Regions from separate parts of the Mus musculus genome. Here region 1 is linked to region 2. A link is a loop called in an ENCODE intact Hi-C map of the cell type or tissue named here. Cell type or tissue: left cerebral cortex. All regions are shown on one strand.

Region 1 (2,500 bases), 700 kb after region 2:
TGGACAGCAAGAGAAGTTACAGGATCACCTGAATGCCGCAGCTCCATGCCTAGCCTAGGTGTGACAGCAATCATTAACCTGAAGTTAGGTCAGAGTTAGACCTACACACACACACACACACACACACACACACACACACACACACACACACACATTGAGGTCTACTCCTGCTAGCCATGCCACACTAGGCCTGTGTACCCTTCAACCTTCTCTGTGAGTGTAGTCACAATACTCTACAGCAGTGTCTGCCATACTCTTCCAAAATACTTATAACTTATGAAGAGAAATAGTTGGGTGTGGTGGGGCAGACCTTTAATCCCAGCACTCAAGAGGCAGGTCTCTGTGAGACTGAGGCCAGCCTGGTCTACATAGAAAAACCATTTCTCAGAAAGAGAGAGAGAGAGAGTCAGAGACAGAGAACACATGTGGGCCTCACTTCTGAAGCTCCAGTTCATGAATACAGCCTCAATGCTTTGGCCCTTGGCTGGGGTTGCTGGGTAACTGTGATAAGAGCAAACATCATGGGCCATGAAGAAAAGCAGAGAGAGGACTGGCTGGATCCCAGGATCCCTCTCGAGGACACACCTCCAGAGCCCTGAAAACTCCTATAAAGTCCCACACCCCAATAGCACACACTAGTAACCCTGCCTTTAACATGCAGACCTTTTAGGGTCAACTCCTCCAAGCCTTAGCAATGAGCTTCTATCCCATGAGCCAAAATCCTCTGTCAGGTGCTTTAAAAAGGGCACTATGCACCACCAGCCCGGTGTATGGGAAGGGCTGCCCTGCTGAGGCCGGAAGCACTCAGTTCTTTGTTTGTTTAGTTGGTTGGTTTTGTTTTTGTTTTTGTTTTTCGAGACAGTATTTCTCTGTGTAGTCCTGGCTGTCCTGAAACTCACTCTGTAGACCAGGCTGGCCTCAAACTCAGAAATCCACCTGCCTCTGCCTCCCAAGTGCTGGGATTAAAGTCATGTGCCACCACTTCCCGGCAGCACTCAGTTCTTGCTGAGTGTGGCCACTGTGAGTCCGGGAACTCCAGTGATGACAGGGGGACATGTGGTGTGTGCAGACCAACCTCCACCAGGTAGTAGTGTCCTACCTGTCCTCAGACCACCCTGGGCCAAGATCACCTGATGTTTTCTCTCTTTGGCAGGAAAAGCAAAGAGAAATTATTTCAGGCATTTTTCAAGAGGCAAATTTGAGATCTCCTGGGAAACTGAACATAAAATATAGTGTCCAAGTCCGGGTGTGGTAGAGCATGCCTTTAACCCCAGCACTTGGAAGGCAGAGTCAGGCGGATCTCTGTGAGTTTGAGGCCAGCCTGGTCTACAAAAAGAGTTCAAGGACAGCCAAGGATGTTACTTACACAGAGAACTCCTGTCTCTGAGAAAAAAAAAAAAAAAAAAAAAAAAAAGTGTCCAAATACCATTCCAATGCACACAGCTCCCCCTATTGTCTGCATGGTGTATTGCAGGTGGAGCTGATGGCCAATACCTGAGCTGTGCACTGAGCACTGGGGCCTGCCCGCTCTTGGCTCTGCACAGTCAATGCATTCTGACAGTCCATAATAATAAATATCCACCAGTGCCGTAGCTGACAGAATAATACTAAGAGTTGCTCACAGGGTGCAGTGGACTGAGTCAGAAAGCTGACAAGTCAACCCCAGAGAACAGGACTAAGAAGCACGGAATACCTACCCCCTAGCTTGCCTCTGATACCCGCGGCTTGTGGCCCATGACCTGCTAACCTGGGTGAAAGCACCACTGTTGAAAAGAGCAGCTTCTTCTCCGTGGCCTTTTACAAAGGCAGAACAGAAACCAGGGGTGTGGCTCAGTGGACAGATCACCACGTCTAACGTCTGCAAAGCCCTGGCACTGCACATCTTTTAAGCCAGCACTTTCGAGGTGCAGGCAGTTCAAAGCTTTGAACTGATTCAGAACTAGCCCTGGCTAACTTGAGACCAAAGGCACTTATTACCAAGCCTGGTGAAAGGAGAACCAGCTCTTACACGTGGCCCTCTGACCTCCAACCACGTGTGGCATGGCGTACCCCCACACAGAGACAAGGCGAATGTATTTAAGAAGGTATGGGCAGCAGTTCCCATGTTCCTGCTTCCCACAGAAACACCTTGCGTCTGATTTTGGAACACAGACTCTTTCCGTGGACAGGCTCTTCCGAGGAGTTCTGCCACTCGTATGAACGCTTGACTTCACTAATTGGCCTTCGAGTGCCCGGGCAAAGGTGTGCGTGCCTGTCTGATGGGGAGGAGAACGTGGAAGCAAGTTTACTTGGACTTTCCTGTCTACAATCTATTCTGCTTTGAAATTGCATTCTATCATCTCTCTGCCCCGCCTTGTCCTAACTCGATTTGAGGTGCCATGCATTTACAACGTGGGACGCTGATTCCCAACTCTGACTCCTCATAAGTCTGCTTTTCCAGATGGCCCTCGTCCTGGCAGGCCTGGCTTGCACTTACTGGCATCTCATGCACCGTGGGGGC
Region 2 (2,500 bases):
GTTTCACTGAAATACCCTGTGTATTTCCCCCTTGGCTGCAGAGGGCAACGGGAAGCTGAGCCCAGACTTCATACTGCTGTTCCCACTTCCTCAGGCACAGAGGAAAAAAACAAAACCCCAAAACAAAAAACTTCGGTTCCCTGAAATAGCCTTCCTTCCACAGGTCCCCAGTTAGTGAGACTTTGCAAGGTACAGTTTCTCTTCTTTACTCAGAGGGTCTTTGTCCTGAGCCAGGCCTTCCCCTGGCTAGAGCCAGTGTCAGCCCCAGGTTCAATGTGGACTTTTGGCAGTCCAAAGGTAGGGGACCTGGAGGGTCTCTGAATTGCTGAGCTGTCTACCTGATGCCTCTGCGTGAGTCCAGCCCTCTGCCAGCCCACTTCAGCCCTTTTGTGATTTAATTTTTGTGCCCAAGGCTCAAGCTGGCCCGCTCCTTGGTCTGGAAAGAGGGTCATCTCTGAGGAGTGGCCACTTGGCTTCTGTACTTGGTGCTGACTCACCGTGCGTTACAAGCTAGGTCGGTCCTCTGTTGGTCCTAACCCTTCTACAGAAGTCAGAAAGGACAAGGGACCCTGTGAGAGGCTTCAGGTTAGGGCAGAGAGCAAGGGGACAACAACTGTAGAAAGGACAGTTCTCAGGGCCCTTGGTGCTGGGTTTTAGTGACCCACGGTTAACGGGATGAGAAGGCACTGAGGGAGGCCAGTCTGGGTGGGGTCTCCCTGGGGTGGCACATGGGTCTGATCACCTCCAGGGACATAGGACTGCAGAGTGCTCCACCAGCTGAGTAGACCCAGGCTGCTTGCCGGCATCACTTGGCAACCTGGTCTAAGGCCTCCTTGCTGCCTCTGGTTGCCATGGCAATGCCTGCTCAGGGCAGTCCCTCTGGACCAGAGATGCTGGGCTTGATAAGTTTATCAGCAGTAGAATCAGGCAGCGGCAGGCTGAGCCAGCCTCTAGGCCTGTGTAACCTGAGAGGCCAGGGTGGGGGTAGGGCCTCAGGTCTGGGGACACATGATGTTTGCATGGAATATCACCAAGCCCCCGTTTTCTTTCTCTGGTCTTATGCCCAGTACCAGGAGCCAAGGGGAAGGAAAGAACAGACCTACCCATCAGCAAGCAATAGTGCTAACGTGAGTGTGTGTAGTGGTGGTAGTATAGTGGGCACATCTTGGAGCAAATGGGGCTAGCCTTGTCTCAGGGCCTGAGGACAGCAGTGCCATGCAAGTGCTAATGTGTGTCAGGAAAGTCGGGCAGGTAGGGGGTCAGAGCATTGAGGGAGTCAAGAGAGGTGGCAGCTCAGAGGGGAGTGCATCCTGGCTGACTCCAGAGAGTGAAGCAGACGGTCAGCTGATGCAGAGGCCCTCAGAAATGCCAGGAGAAGCTCTGAGGGCTTGAAGATGAAGGCCCAGCTTGCCAGTACTTGAAGAACCCTGGGGGCAAAGAAGCTACCTGGAGTGCTGTGCTAATATGGATGAAAAGTCTGAGGCTGTGGAGGCTGTCCTGGGTGGCCCAAGATTGACCGCAGCAGCAGCAGTTCTCAAATGTAGGGTAGCACTGCCCCCTGCTGGAGATATTTGCACAAGGCTGATTCCTTCCAGGACCTTCTGGTTCCTCCTAAGGCCTTGTGCTCTGCAATATACTCTATCCCCCCATGATTAGAATACTCCTAGTCCCAAGGCAGACAATTCACCATGCTGACAAGAGCAGGGCTCGGCAGGGTTGTAGCATCTGGAACATTCACCAGGACCTGGGGAATGCGCAAGGTTAGGCTCCTATCACCAGTGCTTGATTGGCAGCAGAGGCAAACCTTGGGTCTATTTCCCCATCTCTGCTAAGGACAGGATCCCCATGCCCAGGGCCCTGATATCAAGAGTCCTGGTCACGTGGGAGAAGATCTTCAGGTACCACTGCTGTAAAGAGGCTCTAATGCTGGCACTGAGGTAGGGCAGTTTGGATTCAGATACCAGCCTTGAGACCCACCTTGAAGACTGGGGCTGAGGGCCCAGGTCCCAGGAAAAGGCACCATCCCTTGCTTACTGGAAGAAGGCAACTCTACTGGCACCAATGCACCCTCAAAGGTGAACAGTGAGTGTCAGAGCTGCCTGAGGAGGTCAAGTAAGAGGAAAGCTTGGAGCTGTGAGGAAACTATAGCTTCTCTCCTTCTCTCCCCCTGCCTCCATCCATCCCTTCTTCCCTCTCTTTTCTCTTCCTGTCTTCCCCTCCCTCCCCTTCCCCCCTCCCCTCTCCCTCTCTATATCCTTGTTATCTCTCCCTCCCTTTTTCTCCCTCTCTCTCCCTCACTCCCTTCTTCCCTCTTTTCCTCCCTCTCCCCCTCTTCCCCTTCCTTCCCTTTCCCCCTCTCCTTTCCCTCTCTCACTCCCTCCATCCCTTCTTCCCTTTCTTTTCCTCCATTTCCCTCTCTTCCCCTGTCCCTCCCTTCTATTTTCCCTTTATCTCTCACTCCCCTTTGCTTTCCTCCCTCTCTCCTTCCTTCCCTCTATCT

What was found. Peaks named below come from ENCODE experiments on the same cell type or tissue, not always from the same donor. Only the 100,000 strongest peaks of a DNase experiment are listed, where the experiment ranks them.
Region 1: a loop joins it to region 2, with 3 times the contacts of the local background. A loop is called at or near these places in 2 of 42 quality-filtered maps.

What each region holds. Positions count from the first base shown.
Region 1 is chr2:28,462,661-28,465,160 of GRCm38, forward strand. It overlaps 1700007K13Rik (RIKEN cDNA 1700007K13 gene), which reads right to left. Exons shown (of 3, transcript NM_027040.1): 2 at 2,477-2,500. Among named protein-coding and RNA genes, the nearest start is that of 1700007K13Rik, 2.4 kb to the right of the region's middle. In left cerebral cortex, a CTCF peak has its summit at 1,465; a DNase peak (open chromatin) is centred at 1,467.
Region 2 is chr2:27,763,564-27,766,063 of GRCm38, forward strand. No RefSeq gene overlaps it. Among named protein-coding and RNA genes, the nearest start is that of Gm39777, 74 kb to the right of the region's middle. In left cerebral cortex, a CTCF peak has its summit at 1,564 (motif pointing left); DNase peaks (open chromatin) are centred at 869 and 1,550.